3 separate regions of the Mus musculus genome follow, and all the other regions are linked to region 1. Evidence: chromatin loops called from intact Hi-C (ENCODE). Cell type or tissue: heart. All regions are shown on one strand. Links, peaks and the distances in the headings refer to the core of each region. The heading gives the core; the rest is flanking DNA.

What was found. Peaks named below come from ENCODE experiments on the same cell type or tissue, not always from the same donor. Only the 100,000 strongest peaks of a DNase experiment are listed, where the experiment ranks them.
Region 2: a loop joins it to region 1, with 5 times the contacts of the local background. A loop is called at or near these places in 2 of 42 quality-filtered maps.
Region 3: it touches region 1 in a loop (5-fold over the local background); 9 of 42 quality-filtered maps call a loop at or near these places.

The regions. Positions count from the first base shown.
Region 1 is chr4:141,133,884-141,141,693 of GRCm38, reverse strand. Szrd1 (SUZ RNA binding domain containing 1) reads left to right here and starts at 1,898. Exons shown (of 4, transcript NM_001025608.2): 1 at 1,898-2,002. The coding sequence starts at 1,952. In heart, for the core only: CTCF peaks have their summits at 3,030 and 3,755; DNase peaks (open chromatin) are centred at 1,873 and 3,003; H3K4me3 peaks cover 1,774 bases; H3K27ac peaks cover 2,025 bases.
Region 2 is chr4:140,963,022-140,967,021 of GRCm38, reverse strand. Sdhb (succinate dehydrogenase complex, subunit B, iron sulfur (Ip)) reads right to left here. Exons shown (of 8, transcript NM_023374.4): 2 at 394-527. Among named protein-coding and RNA genes, the nearest start is that of Sdhb, 3.8 kb to the right of the region's middle. In heart, for the core only: a CTCF peak has its summit at 2,239 (motif pointing left); DNase peaks (open chromatin) are centred at 2,271, 2,821 and 3,891; H3K4me3 peaks cover 333 bases.
Region 3 is chr4:141,076,130-141,080,129 of GRCm38, reverse strand. Necap2 (NECAP endocytosis associated 2) reads left to right here and starts at 1,773. Exons shown (of 8, transcript NM_025383.4): 1 at 1,773-1,917. The coding sequence starts at 1,826. In heart, for the core only: a CTCF peak has its summit at 1,688 (motif pointing right); DNase peaks (open chromatin) are centred at 1,769 and 3,289; H3K4me3 peaks cover 2,073 bases; H3K27ac peaks cover 1,245 bases.

The sequences.
Region 1 (7,810 bases), core at 1,803-5,802:
GGGGCCAGGTGGTGGGGGTGGGGCTGGGGCTGGCATCTTGAAAGGCTTCAGTATGCAGGCAGAGGTGTAGAGCAGGAGGTTCTAGGTAAGAGCCCCGTGACAACGGACCTGGCAATGATCCAGAATGCTGGGAAATCTCGGAGGAGGAGAAAAAAGCTGGTAACATTTTACCAAGATGGTTGCAATTATGATCACTAAGAATACAAACTGCAAAATGTCACAACAGGAAACTCTTACTTTATTAAGATTAATGGGACCCTAAAAATATGAGGGAAAACCACATTCCAAGTCAGTTAACTTGATTATAGCACCCACATTGCTGCCTTACTCAACAGCATGTTTTTGATAGAGCTAACTATAAGGGACATGTCCCAGAAATGTTGTCTGTGTTTGGGGAAAGGATTAGAGGTGAGACAGACAGGCAAGCCACCCCCACCAGCTGCCCCCCACCCTTCAGCAGTCATACCCATTAGACAGGGTTTCTTTGTGTAGCCCTGGCTGCCCTGGAACTCACTCTGTAGACCAGGCGACTCAGAAATCCACCTGCCTCTGCCTCCCAAGTGCTGGGATTAAACGCGTCCCGGCGACCCCCTTAGAATTTTTAAGGGAAGTCAGATACCGGTTGTGACTCTTCAGTATAATAAGGTGTGTGTGGGAGGAGGGTGGTGGTTGTTGTCTTGTTTCCTTTTGGTTTAATTTTTGAGACAGGGGCTGTCCTAGAACTCATTCTGTAAACTCACAGAGATTCCCCTGCCTCTGCCTCCTGAGTGCTGGATTAAAGGCGAGGGCCAGCACTGCTCAGGCAGTGCCTGCTTCCTAATGCCATGCTTCTCACCATCTTCAGCTGTCTGAGTCTTTTCTTCCTGCTGCCTTAATTCTTTTCTTTCTTTTTTTTAAAGATGTTTTAATTTATTTATCTGTAAGTATACTGATACTGTAGCTGTCTTCAGACACTCCAGATCTCATTACAGATGGTTGGGAGCCATGTGGTTGCTGGGATTTGAACTCAGGACCTCTGTAAGAGCAGGCTGTGCGCTTAACTGCTGAGCCATATCTCCAGCCCAGAGATGCTTTTTTCTTTTTTCCTCTCGAGACAGGGTTTCTCTGTGTAGCCCTGGCTGTCCTGGAACTCACTTTGTAGACCGGGCTGGCCTCCAACTCAGAAATCCGCCTGCCTCTGCCTCCTGAGTGCTGGGATTAAAGGCGTGCGCCACCACGTCCGGCCAAAGATGCTTTTTAATCCTTTCTTTAAGTATAGAAATGTCTCAAGAATGTTGTAAAACAGGGCTGGTGAGATGGCTCAGTGGGTAAGAGCACCCGACTGCTCTTCCAGACTGCTCTTCCAAAGGCCTGGAGTTCAAATCCCAGCAACCACATGGTGGCTCACAACCATCCTAACGAGATCTGATTCCCTCTTCTGGAGTGTCTGAAGACAGCTACAGTGTACTTACATATAAATAAATAAATCTTAGAAAAAAAAAAAAGTATGACTGGTTACCGGGTGTGGTGGCGCACACCTTAAAAAAAAAAAAAAATGCTGTAAAACAAACATGTGACCTGTAGCTTAGAAAAACTTAGACTCACTTTTTTTCTTTTGAGATTCAATTTTTGAAAAAAAAATTAATTTTCAATCATTGCCTGCCCTTAAGAAACGATGGTTCCAAAGCACACAGTTCCCGAACTGGAGCAGGTAACGTCACTTGAACTCTCTCATTCAGTAAACCAGCGAGCGTATTGACCTCATGAAAGATGGAGGCCGATCTGACTTCCCTGCCCTCTTCCAAGATGGCAGACCAGGCGAGTGGAGGACCTGGCCGGGCGCCTCTTCCGGGCTGGGGGAGGGGGCGTGGTCCATTGAGGAAAGCCCTGCGTGCCTCCGCCCGCGACTCAGGCGCGCTTCAAGGCGCAGGCGCGGGGAGGGGTTGGGGGAGGAGGGAAAGCGGCGAGTAAGATGGAAGATGAGGAGGTCGCTGAGAGCTGGGAGGAGGCGGCAGACAGCGGGGTAAGGAGGAGCTGCCGCCCCGCGGTAGGGCTGGGCGGACCTGGCGTGAGGGAAGCCTCCGGGGAGTGGGTCTGGGGAGAGTTTTCCCCAAGGAAGGGTCTCCCACGCCGGGCCGGAGGTGGAAGAGAGGCCCCCGGTCCCGGATCGCCGTGAAGGCCTCTTAAAGGGGCCGCGTTCCATTTCTCTCTCCACCTTTGCCGGGTGCCTCTCCGCCCAGCGGTGTGCGCTTCGCTCTGGGCGCCCCACCTTCTACCCCGGGGCAACTCTCTCTGGTCCCCCGCGCCCTAGGGACCATTTTAAAGTTCTTGAGCTCCGTCTGGTGAGGGAGGGGCTCGGGTGGAGTGCCTGGCTCGGAGGAAGAGCGGGAGGAGGCCCCGAGACAGCGGGGAGCAAGCGACCATGTGTCCTCTGGGACCACTGGGCTCTGGGCCGAAATCCCCCGCCGCTGTGCGCCTTCCGCCGCGGTGAGCGAGCCTGGTTTTTTCTCTTCCTTTCCCTTTTCCTCTTTCAGTTTTAGTCCGAGTTTTCCGGGGATCTCAGCAGAGCTCCCCTAAACTCTGCAAAGCATCTGCTCTTCCCCGGGACCCACCCTAAGATCTGCGCAGTGGGAAGGATCTCGGACTACGTTCTTCTGAGTGGAGGGAAGGGAAAGGAAGAAGGGTGTGATTTGTAAGATAGCCTCATGCCTGCGAGAAGGGGAGATTACCGATCGGTATGATGCGAGTGAGAGTTTTTGCTTGCCCCCAAAAGTTACAGGAAAAGGAAAAATTATCCCAAGTAGGAACTCCTCTATTAGATTCGTGATTCTCGTGGTAATTTCAGAGTTTGAGGTTCGAAGCTAACCCTCGTGGAGACGGAAATGTCTCTTTGGTGACCATGTGTCCGCGCCTGGGCTGGGCCGGGCTGGGCCGGGCCGGGCCGGGCCGGGCTGGGCTGGGCTGGGCTGGGCTCCGCTCCGGTGACATTCACCTCAAAAGTTTATGTGTGGGGAGTCACATATACTAGGATAGAGGAGGAGTTGGGTCTGTCTTCCCCTAGCGCTTCTAACCAGCACAGCAGTGGTGTATCTTCACAGGAATGTTGAAACTTGGCCTCGAAGTTTTTTCCGCTAGTTCAGCATTTCTCGAAAGATTGGTGATGCTTTTCGACTTAGCATTAACGAGCCTTGGAAGGCCTGCTTGGTTCAGCGATTATTTAATAGAGGTTTAAGGTACATTCCCCTTGAATCAAGAAAGTGTGTGTTTGTTTGGTTTTGGTGTTTTTGAGACAAGATCTCTATATAGCCCTGGCTTTTCTGGAATTCACCAGGTAGACCAGGCTGGCCTCAAAATCACAGAGGTCTCCCTGCCTCTGCCTTCAGAGTGCTAGGATTAAAGGCGTGCGCCACCACACTCAACAAATAAGATTTTTATAGAGACTAACAGGTGTCGCTTAGGTATTTATTCACTCCACCTATATTTTTTGAGTGTGTGCTGCCTGTTAGGAAGTGTGTGCAGGGGCTGGTGAGATGGCTCAGCGGTTAAGAGCACTGACTGCTCTTCCAAAGGTCCTGAGTTCAAATCCCAGCAACCACATGGTGGCTCACAACCATCCGTAACGAAATCTGATGCCCTCTTCTGGAGTGTCTGAAGACAGCTACAGTGTATTTACATATAATAAATAAATAAATATTAAAAAAAAAAAGGAAGTGTGTGCAATAGTGACTTCTGCCAGAAAATGCACAATTTCCGGTAGAGGCATTTATGGCCTGCCACTAGGAGGAGTGTCTCCCAAATGCCCCTCATGTCACCTGTATTTAAAAAAAAAATAGGAAAGGAAAAAAAAACTGTTTTTTTTTTCTTCTTCTGATTTTATTTATTTATTTAGAAAAGAATGGGTTTCCAAACCCTGGTTTTTACAGCTTTCATGTAACCCTGGCTGTCCTGGAATTAGCTCTGTTGACCAGCTAGTCTGGAAACCACAGAGCACTGCCTGCTTGTGTGTTGGGATTGGAAGCAGGCGCCACTACTCCCAGAGAAAGTGAGGATGTGTATTCTCTGCTCGTGGACTCGTGGATGTGTGGGTGCCCGGGGATGCTAGAAGCCGTAGGATCCTCTGTAGCTGGGTTACAGACCTCTGTGAGCCATTGATGGGAGTGCCGGGACGGAAACTCCAGCCTTCTGTAAGAGCAGTGGGCACTTCTTTACCCCTCAGCCATCCCTCCAGACTCCAGACACTGCCCTACATTTTTAATATGTTTGCTTTAATGTGTTTGGTTTTTGGTTTTGGTTTTTTTTTTGGTTTTGATTTTTTTTTTTTTTTTTTTTGAGACAGAGACTCATAGTTACTGTCCATTCATTGTGAAGAGACACCGTCTGACCAAGGCAGTGCCTGTAGAGTCTCAAAAACTGGAGAGCAAGCATTCAAACTTAAGAGTCTATGGGAGTTGTTCTCATTGAAACCACCACATAAGGTCTCCCTGTGTAGCTCTGACTGGCTACACAGTCACTGTGTGGGTTTGGTTCTCCATAAACTCTTAAGGAGTTTGAAGCCTCCCAGGTACCCGGCTTCGGGTCTTTATTTGAAGATGTGCTGTTTGTGAATGTCAGGCTTTACACTGTAGCTCAGGCTGGCCTCAAATGCAGACAGAGCCTAGTATTCAGACTCAGCCTTCCAGATGCTGGCACTATAGACATCTCCACGCCTGGCCTCTCAAGACTGTCATGAATTCGATTCCCTTGAGTAATGCCAATGTGTTTGGCATGAAGGAGGAGGGGGAGGGGGAGCAGCATGCTCTCTGCATGCATCCAGTTGACTCTCTGTGTCTTTGAGGTGCGGGTGGTGGCTGGCGTGAACATTCTTGGCTTTACATTATCCTGTCTCCCTTCCCTTCCCTCCCCTCAATGAGTTTCAAATGTGCCCACCCTCCAAAAAGAAAGGCCTAAACAAACAAGCAACCAGAAGAAACCTTGGGTGGAAGCAGAGGCTCAGTGACTGGGAGTTGGCTGGGTGGAAGCTGAGTGACCAGGCTCTGCAGACCCAGCGGGATCCCTGCCCTCCAGCACAACAGAGCTGGCTCAGGAGCTGACGTCAGGCTTTCCCTTGAGTACCCAGGGTAGGGTATGGTGGTCCACTGATGGGAGGGCCGGCTTGAAGGATCACCTCAGGTGGGTTTTTAACCAGGCTGCAGCTCATCTGCGTGCAATCGTTCCTTTGCGAGTTTCCTTCAGAGAGGCTAGAACCACACTCTAAAGACAGTCCAGAGAGTATAATTTACCTTTCACCAAGACTTGCTTCTTTTAAAATGTGCCCGGTGGGGATGTGAAAACTTAGAATTGAGTCATGGTTGATTCAGGCCTATTGATAGGGAGTGCCCTGAGGGTCAGGCCTGGGGCCCTGTGCATGCTGAGCACAGGCACCACCTGAGGTGACTCCTGCTTCCGACTTTGACCTGTGGCCTCTATCTTCAGCAAGTCTCAAATGGCGATGAGAGCAGTTTGTAATTGGAAGACATCTTCCTGCTCCAGAAAGTAGATCAGCAGTTGGTTTTCAAGGCGGGATTTCTCTGTGTAGCCCTGGCTATCCTGGAACTCACTCTGTAGACCAGAGTGTCCTCAAACTCAGAGATCCACTTGCTTTGCTGAGATTGAAGATGTGTGCCACCACACTCAGCTTGGGTTCTGATGGTTTGAAGCTAGTTATACACGCCACTTGTTTAGACAAAAGAAATATGATGTGGAAATGGCCTATCTCCTCTTGTTGATAAAACACCCCAGCTAGAAAAGGTGGTGACAGTGGAGCTAGGCTGGTGGCTGTAATGCACTGCCGCCTCTCCCTGGATCCCTAGGGTTTCCTTTGATTTTTTTTTCCCCCTCAAATTAAGCAGCTAACAGGAAGAACATTTTTTTTTTTGTTTGTTTGTTGTTGGTTTTTTTTTTTTTTTTTTGTTTTTCGAGACAGGGTTTCTCTGTATAGCCCTGGCTGTCCTGGAACTCATTTTGTAAACCAGGCTGGCCTCGAACTCAGAAATCCGCCTGCCTCTGCCTCCTGAGTGCTGGGACTAAAAGCGTGCACCATCACGCCCAGCCTTAAGCTCCTTTTTCAAAGCAGGGTCTTTATGAAGCCCAGGCTGACTGACCTTGAACTCAGGTCCTCCTGCCTCTAGGATCATAGCTGTGTGCCTCCATATCAGTTCCCCCACCCCCTTATGTATTGCCCGAACCAAGAATGAAACCCAGGGTCTCGTATGTGCAGGCAAGAGATCTACCACTGAGTGCATGTCCAAGCCCGAGAAAACGTCTTGTGCAAGTTAAAGGATAACTAGGTAACTAGTCTTCTGGGTTGAGAATTCGGATGTATGTTTACTTTCCACTCGTGTGAGCCAGTGGGCAGTCTAGATATTGCCCGGTCAGTGATGATTGGCCCTGTGAGAAAGTGTCCTTAGACATTGTATCAGTTGTGTGCCAGGCACTGGAGCACTCGTCCAGCCTGTCAGAAGAGCAGCAACACTGTGCAGAAGGTGAAAAAGTGGGTGCCATGCCTGGAACCAGAGGTCTTTATGTTCACACAAGCCTTGAAAGACTGAGTCAAGAATAGTGGTGCACACCTGTAATCCCACGCTCAGGACGCCGGCTGAGGCCGAGGCTCATGAGTCTGAGGCCAGCCTGGGCAACATGCAGAGATTGTCTCAAGGGGAAAAAGAGGAAGAGTAAAAGAAGATTTGAAAGTTGAGCTGAGCGGAGCCGCGTTGTCTGGTAGCTGGGCAGGTGGTGGTGTGGCCAGTGCACGCAGAGATGAGGCGGAGTGGGGAGAGCGTTCCATGCTGCAAGCATTTCCTCCTGGCCGGAGACACTGGCATTGGCAAGACTCAGTGGAAAAAGATGGAGCCAGAGAGGTTTGTAGGGGCGCTTTGAACTTGCTTCTGGGAGCTGCAACTTTGTCCTTAAAGCAGTGGAAAGCTTTAAATAGCCATCTCCCTGCCTCCGCCCTCCTTTTTAGCAGAGGCAGGACGGAGTTAGATTTTCATTTGAGAGATTAAATCAGCTTCTCTTTGGAGGAGAGTCTGTGTTCCGCTAGGTGTTTTGTTTTATTCTGTTGTCGTCCTGGAGTGTGTGCAGTTGACTGTAGTAGGCACAAGACAGTAGATGAGGTAGTCGGGAGCCCAGCTTTGCCAGGCTGGAGGCCTCAGCACTAATCATCATTTCGGGAAGACCTGGGACCTGCAGTGTTCTCTGACGGGATTTTTTTTGTCAAGCTTTTGGCCAGTTGAGGCATGATGGCTGTGAGTTGGCTGAACCTGACCTCTGGAAAGAAATCTGCTTTCCCGTGGCTTCTGAGAAAGGAGGATAATGAGCTTTTCGGCCGTGGCTCCCAGTCCTTTTCACTGGGGCTGCACAGGGCCCTGTTCTCAGCGTGCTCTGGGCTCCTGAGGGAGCTGCCATGGCTGCGGGGGGCCTTTCCTTCTGCAGGAGAAAAGCGGCTCTCTAAAGCTGTGAAATCCTGCAAGAGAAAGTCGCTATTGTGGAGATGTAGTGACCCAGACACATTCTTGGGGCCAGCACTCTTCATAGTCCCTCCTCTAGAGGAGGCAGGTAGCCCGCCTCCACAAAGCACAGTGCTTTCTGATGTCATGAGACTAGGAAGAGATTGAGTTAACCTGGCTGTGGCCAAAGTACAACTTTTTTTTTATTTTTTGTTTTTTTCGAGATAGGGTTTCTCTGTGTAGCCCTGGCTGTCCTGGAACTCACTCTGTAGACCAGGCTGGCCTCGAACTCAGAAATCCGCCTGCCTCTGCCTCCCGAGTGCTGGGATTAAAGGCGTGCGCCACAC
Region 2 (4,000 bases), core at 1-4,000, 170 kb after region 1:
AGAATTGGGGAGGCATAGAGAGGAAGATTAGAAATGCAAGGTCTTCCTCAGCTACATAGTGAGTTCAAGATAAGCCTGGACTACAAAAGACTGGAGAGAGAGAGAGAGAGAGAGAGAGAGAGAGAGAGAGCGAGAGCGCGAGCGCACGTGCGAGCGCGCTCACGCAAGCTAGTTATTGAGAGACATCTAACTGACTCTAAAGACAGAAAACATGTGATTATCTCAATCATTAAGGGAATCGGATTTTACATCTCTCAAGACCTGAAAGGCATGACCCCACAGGCACCACAATCCCTAGCACCGCAAATAATGGCAGAAACCAGACCTAACTGAGAGCCCAGCAAACCCTCCCAAGCTCTCCTTCGCCAGCGCCTGGCTGGCCCAGACACTTACTTATTCAGATCCACCTCGTACGTCTGCATTCGAGGTTTATCTCCAGTCTTGTCTGGGTCCCATCGGTAAATGGCAAATTTTTTGATTCTGGGAGCTGCAGCAGCAGCTGTCTGTGCCCCTCGACAGGCCTGAAACTTGAAAAAGCCACAAAAAGGGAGGGAGGGAGAGAGAGATTGATTGATTAAAAACTGCAAGGCACTCCCCCACTTATCAAGCATGATGATGGCACTTCTGGGCACAAACACGCTGGTATCCAGCTTCCTTGGAAGGCACGGTCATCAACACCCAACAGATGTTAATCCCCCATGATATGGCAGCTATGGGTCCAGGGGCAGTGACACTGCACTGTAGTGACACCACACCGAGCTTCATTTCTGACACAGACAGAACCTTCGCTCCACAGAACTTATCTGTGGTGACCTACAGTGAGGTGGGACCTGCGTGACAAAGTGCATGGAGGGATCCTGAGGAGGTGAGCTGGGGTCATGGCTGCCCTGCCTAGGGTTTAACTGGAGCCCGATGAGCAGAGTGTTAGTAGGCAGGAGGAAAGGCAGGAGTGAGGCTGCTAGGATGGGGAGGCTGACGTGAGGGCGAGAGCACTGCGGTGGGTTCCTTTTGTCCTGAGAGTCATGGAGCACAATGAAACATCAGTTGATACAGGGTCTCACATGCAGTCCAGGCTGGACGCAAACTTTTCAATCTTTCTCCCTCAGCCTTTTAAATGCTGAGATTACAGGTGTGTGCCACACGACTGGCCTATACGACTTTAAACCAAGGTGGTGACAACATTGTATTATGTATGTACGTGAAATAATGACACTTAAAAGGGAGACTTATTACATGAGATCTGAAGAAACCAGTCAGAAAGCTACTTGGGCTTTTAAAACAGGATGCTATGGCCAGTGAGATGGCTCAGAGGGTCAAGTGATTGCTATGGTGGCCTAAAAACTCGAGTTCCATCCCCAGAAGCCAGGTAAGATGGACAGACAGACAGGACTGACTATCCACACAGTGGCATGGGCTACTTCCCTCATCATACAAACAGAATAAAGTTTTTTGTTTTTTTTGTTTTTTTTTTGGTTTTTCGAGACAGGGTTTCTCTGTATAGCCCTGGCTGTCCTGGAATTCACTCTGTAGACCAGGCTGGCCTCGAACTCAGAAATCCACCTGCTTCTGCCTCCCAAGTGCTGGGATTAAAAGTATGTACCACCACTGCCCAGCATTAAGTATTTGTAAAGAATCCCAACATGACAGCTAGGGTGGTGGTGCATCCTTTTAATCCCAGCACTTGGGAGACAGAGGCAAGTGGATCTCTTGAGTTTGAGGCCAGCTTGATCTACAGAGCAAGTTCCAGGACAGCCAGGGCTACACAGAGAAACCTTGTCTAAAAACCAAAACCAAAACCAAAACCAAACCAAACCAAACCAAAAACCCAACATGGTAACATTTTCAAACTGGCACAGGACTCTCGAAAAACACTTGGGAGGTGAAGGCAGGATCATGCAGTTGAGGCCAGAGGAGGCTAAGACCATGCATTTCAAAAGAAAGCACTCCTCCCAAACCCAGTGAAAGCTCACACTGAGGAAACCTGGTGAAGAAAACAAGATGAAGAATGTCTGAACACAAATCAAATTAGGGAACAAACAAGTTCTGCTGTGTTCCACTGCATCTCAGCAAAACCAAGTCTCTGCCATGTGAGTCAGACAGCCGGGGACAATGACCCTGAGCCGATGGCCATGAAGCCCCATCCTCCTGCCTCTGCACCCCCATGCTGGGTCAGCAGGGATGGCCTACAATGCCTGGTTTATGCAGGTGCTGGGGATAATACAGACACATCCTGCGCCCTCTTCTGGACTCTCCAGGTAATTACGACCACATGCATCCGTATTGCGATTCTTCCCTAATGGATGCTGTGTAGCATCGTGCACACTGACATTAGATGCAGAACAGCAGCTCACAGGAACCTCAGTGCTGCCCAGTATTAGGAAGGGGAATATGAGTAACCCCATGAGAAGCCTGTGTCCCCTCGCAGTTTTTGTCCTCTCCCCTAATGTGTGTGCCTAAATCTATATTAAAACTTTTGTTTGAAACAAAACCATATTTATTCCGATTGTGTGCATGATGTCAGAGGTGAGGATGCGCTCGTGTGGAGGGCAGAAGAACACTTTGCAGTAGGGTCCCTCCTTCTGCCTTCATGTGGGCTCTGGGGGCGGGGCTCTGGTCATCAGGCCTGACCAACATGCACAGAGTCATCTCCTTGGCTCTCGGAGTTTTTCCTAATAAACTTTTGCTTTAAAAAAAAAAAAAGACTGTGCAGACAGGGAGATGGGCCAAAGTGTGAGACTTCCTTCTTTCCCTCCCTCCTTGTCCAGCAACTTATGTGCCAAGTTCCCCATGGGAGTGGAGACTGAACACATCTGCAGCTCAATCTATGACTCTAGTGAGCGTGCTATGTGGGAAGAACATCTCTAGACAATCTGCGAGGAGACGAACTTCCTCTAGCTTCTTCAGGGGTGGGCCTGAAGCTAGACAGATGACACAGCCACCAAGAGGGAAGGTGGGCGAAGGCAGGAAGGCAAAGGCAGCATGAAGCCAAACCCACACAGACTCAAGGGGCAAGCTTGTATCTGAAGTGTGTTAGTGTGTTTGCTTCCAATCCAGCCCTGTTACCTTTGAGCTGTGTTTTCTTTAGAGAATCGCTTAGCCAGTCTGGTCCCACTTTCCCCTTTGCAAAGGGGAGGGTGGAGCCGATACCTACTTCACAAGGAGCAAGCCAAACTGCTGGCACAGCTCAGGAAATGATCTGTGCTTTTCTTTCTTTTTTTTTTTTTTAAAGATTTACTTATTATTATATCTAAGTACACTGTAGCTGTCTTCAGACACACCAGAAGAGGGCATCCGATCTCTTTAAAGATGGTTGTGAGCCACCATGTGGTTGTTGGGATTTGAACTTAGGACCTTCGGAAAAGCAGTCAGTGCTCTTAACCTCTGAGCCATCTCTCCAGCCCCGATCTGTGCTTTTCAACACTGGCTTATATATGTATTTGTATTGTTCTGACTGCAGGCGGGCATTCCAGGCGTCTGCCCTCCTGGAGTTCATAGTCCAGACGGAGAAATAAGGATGCTACTGGTAGTTAACCGAGTGCAGCTAAACTCCCACAGGCAGGACTGCAGTCCAGAGGTGCACATCACAGGACTGAGAACCAGAACTGAGGATGGCGCTGTTTGAGCACAAATATGCATTCCCACAGACAGGAGGCCTCTGGAAAGTAGGCAAAGGCCTCTCCTGAAATCCTACCAGAGTCCGACCTTTGAAGCCAGCCTCTTCTACACTCAGAAAGCCCAGCCTGAGCCTGAGAAGTCACCCCTTACAGCAGGGCTCTTACAACTCAACTGCTGCCTCAGCAACGAGGAAAGAGGCTGAAGAACAAGGTCACCAAGAACCATTAACTGGACAACCTATCATGTGGCTCCTCCCCCAAACCGACACACCCCCTTTGTTAGCCACTGATTGCTGCAGCTCTTCAACTAGGGGTGGGGCCTTGTGAAATTTCTCCCATTCCCCTTGGCACGGACTGGTGTTGTGATTATTCATCCCATGTTCTCA
Region 3 (4,000 bases), core at 1-4,000, 60 kb after region 1:
ACTGTTAACAGACGCCATGGCCACAGCAACTTTTATAAGAGAGAGCACGTAATTAGGCTGGCTTACAGTTTCAGAGATTCAGTCCATTATCATCAAGGCGGGAAGCATGGCAGCACGCAGGCAGACATGGTGCTGGAGAAGTAGTTGAACATTCTCCATCTGGATCTGCAGGCAGCAGGAAGAGAAAGGCACTGGGACTGGCTTTGACTTTTGAAACCTCAAAGCTCACCCCCAATAATATACTTCCTCCAAAAGGCCACACCCACTCCAAGGCCACACCTCCTAGTTCCTCTCAAGTAGTGCCAATTCCTAATGACCAAGCATTCAAAATTATGAGCCTATGGGGGCCATTCCCATTCAGACCACCACAGTGATGAAAAAATAGTTATAAACCGAGGCATTAGCCCGGCCGTGGTGTCGCACACCTTTAATCCCAGCATTTGGGAGGCAGAGGCGGGCAGATTTCGGAGTTCGAGGCCAGCCTGGTCTACAGAGTGAGTTCCAGGACAGCCAGGACTGCACAGAGAAATCCTGTCTCGAAAAACCAAAAAACTGAGCCAGGCGTGGTGGCACACGCCTTTAATCCCAGCACTCGGGAGGCAGAGGCAGGTGGATTTCTGAGTTTGAGGCCAGCCTGGTCTACAAAATGAGTTCCAGGACAGCCTGGGCTACACAGAGAAACCCTGTCTCAAAAAAAACCAACAAAAACAAAAAACCCAAAAAATCAACAAAACAAAACAAACATCAAACCGAGGCATTTTTCAAACCGTTGGTGGAGACCTCAGGCAGGTGAGTCACCGCAAAGCCGGGAAACATCATTTATGGCCCTTACTTGCTATCTGATGACATTCTTAGCCTTTATTGGTGAAAGCTGGCATTTGTACCTTCCAAAGGATTTACCTAATAGTCACAAGGATCTTAGGTCACATACAGAGGTGGCCAATAAATGGCTATTTAGAGGGTCAAGATAACTCAAAATCAATTCGCCTCCCAATCTGCCTTATTCTAGCTTTTCACAAGTGATCAACCTCGTGGAAGGATTAGGAGGTGTGTCCTCGTTGGAAAAGCTGTGATGGGGGTTTGGTCTTTGAGTTTTCCAAAAGCCCGTATCAGGCCCGGGTCACTGTCGTCCGTGCTCCCCTTCCTCCCGCCCCATCCCTGTGTGCTGTGGCCCTTCCACCCCCACCAGGATCATGACGTACAGCTCTCAGCTGCTTCTCTGGTATCACGCCTGCCTGCATGCCGCCATGCTCTCCCGCATGCTAATCATGGACTAAGCCTCTGAAACTGTAAGCAAGCCCCCAATGAAAGGATTTCTTTTTGTAAGTGTTGCCTTGGTCATAGTGTCTCTTCACAGCAAAGACAACCAGGAACTTTGGTTCACAACTTTGATTTGTACTCCTGTTGCGCTAAGCCACTGGGGCCTTGCGCACATAGTAGGTTATAAAAAGTTGTGGAGCGAGATTCCTCCAGAAGCCTCTGAGAACCTTCTGGGATTGGCGGGGACAAGGACATTCCGTCAGAAGGGCAGGGCTGCAGGGTATCTTGCATATCAGCCACCCTGGTCTAGGGTATAGAGTTTGAACTACAACCAGGTTCGGGATTAGGCTCAGATCAGCGGCATCTCGAGCTTCTCAGGTCCCACAGCAGCAGAGAGCAATCGCTTCACGGTCTGATCTGAGGCGCCCGGCAGAGGGCACTCGGGAGCGATCGGGGGGTCCCCCGGAGCTTCCGCTCTAGACAGAACTTGGTCATAGAGTCGCATCACTTCCGGTCCTGAAGGGGCGGGGAGAAGCCGGAAGTCCCGAGGGCTCGGGCGATAGAGATGGAGGAGAGTGAGTACGAGTCTGTTCTGTGTGTCAAGCCGGAGGTCCACGTCTACCGCATCCCGCCGCGGGCCACCAACCGTGGTTACAGGTGACCGTTCCTGGCTTAATCTTCCCGTCCCCCGCCCCGGCATGCACTGCGGGGGACGAGGACCGGTTGTCGGGTTTAGGGGCGGAAAGGATGGAGCCCTGTGGCTACTTTAATCGGGGCCAGACTTAGGAGGGGTCGCTGGCCCTGAGCCGTCAGCGGGACGCCGGCAACGGTCGCAGCCAGCTCCTGGGGACCCGAGAGCGCAGTGGGTTCCCTCGGCGGGGTCTACGGGTCGTGTCACAGCGCTAACCGACAGTCGTGACGGGATCCCAGAAAACCCTGCCACCCGCGGAAATCCCCGCCGGGAGGGCACGGGAGGGAACCCGGCCATCTGGGGGACCCGTCCCACGAAGCCCAGGGACGCTGTTCCTATCTCCGGCTCTCCTGACCCCAGTTTCACCCCTGATCACAACATACTTGCAGCTGGGAGGATACCGCCGCCCTTGTCTTGAGTGAGCGTCACCTGAGGCAAATAAACTCAAATGCCTGTAAACACACGGAGTGTCTCCGGAAGGGAACCCAGGACTCTAGTCTAGGAGAGGAGACACAAAGTTGGACACCTTCCCTAACTGAAAAAGATGAAAAATACGTGGTGTGTCCTGTGCCCTGTGGTGGGGTGTTGCTACTTAGGCTGGGTGGCTCTCGAAGGCGATGGGTGTCTGAGTTGTTTGGAAACAGGTCGTCGGGTACCACAAATGTGTTGGAGGGCCAACTCCATCTGCCCTTTGCGCTATGTAACACAGGCTCATAACATTTTCTGAATGGGTATCTTAGAACACTTAACTGTGTCGGTGCGATGATTTTAAAATAATATTAAAATGACAAGAATGGAGGTCAGCAAGCTACAGCTGCCTGTGCTTGCTTTTGCGTGTCTGGGTGTGGTGCGGGTGCATGCAGAAGCCACAGGAGTTCCAGCCAGTGTCTTGCTTTTTTCATGTCCGTTGTTCCCTTGAGGTGGCCCCTAACTGAAGCTGGGGTTGGCTGTTTTCATCTAGACTAGGTGTTCAGCAAGCCCAGTGAAACTCCTTTCTCTGCCCCACCCCACACAGTGGAGGGTCTACAGGTAGCTGGAGCCAGACCTGGCTTTTAGGCGCTAGAGATCCAAACTCGGGGCCTCAAGCTTGCTCATCTGCACCGAATCATCTCCACAGCTGTCTCCCTTTCCTTTCTTGTTATCAAACCGGAGATTGGCAGTCTACCCCTATCTGTTGGGTCTTCGTTCAGTAGACTAGGGTTAGCTTCTCTTGATCCTCCGGAGGGTGGGGTCACCAAGTATCCAGCCAGGCTGGTTTGATACAGAGGAAGCTGCCCGCCCTACACTCAACCTTTCGGGCTCTCCTTAGCCTGAATCTAAAGCCCGCGGCGCCAGGAAGAGGAACAGAAACTGAGCCTGCTGCCTTGTTAGCTGAAGATGTACATTCATGTGGATCTGCCACAGCTGCCAGCTAGAGTTCTAGAGAGCTGACAGTGGCTTTGCTTAGAACTTCCCAGAAAAGCCTTCTGAAAGTACCCATGGCATTTGCTGTTCAGGGGTTTCTCTTTGCTTCTGCTGCTGCTGCTGCTGCTGACGACGACACTGTTGCCTTCTAAAGGAGCCAAAGAAGGCATTGACGAGGGTCCTCGTTCCCTCCTACCTGGAATACAGCCGAGAATATCCTTCCTAGCCGCTCTTTCCTCCCCCGGACCCTCATGCACTTTTACACTCTTTCTACCAAAGATCCTGTCCCTCTGTACTCCCTCCATGGTCTCAAGGGTCCCCCAGCCGGTTGGTCCCGCTAGCTTGGCATCACAGTGCCTTAACAGACACAATAGGCCCGGAGCTGCTTCCTCTATGGACAGGAAGCTGGGAAGGAATTCCCACTTGGGTGAAGGTCTGTGGTCTTTAGAATAGGGGCCAGCAACAGCGGCTGCGTGTGGGCGTTTTGAATGCCAGCACGCTCCAACTGCCTGCAGTTTTGAATGGCCACAGGCTAAGAATAATATTTTGGACAACTTGAAATGACTGGAGATTTTGAAGACTGTTTCATAACGGAACAGTTACGAGCTTCGGATTCTGAGGACTTCCTGAGGGACAGCCTTGCCA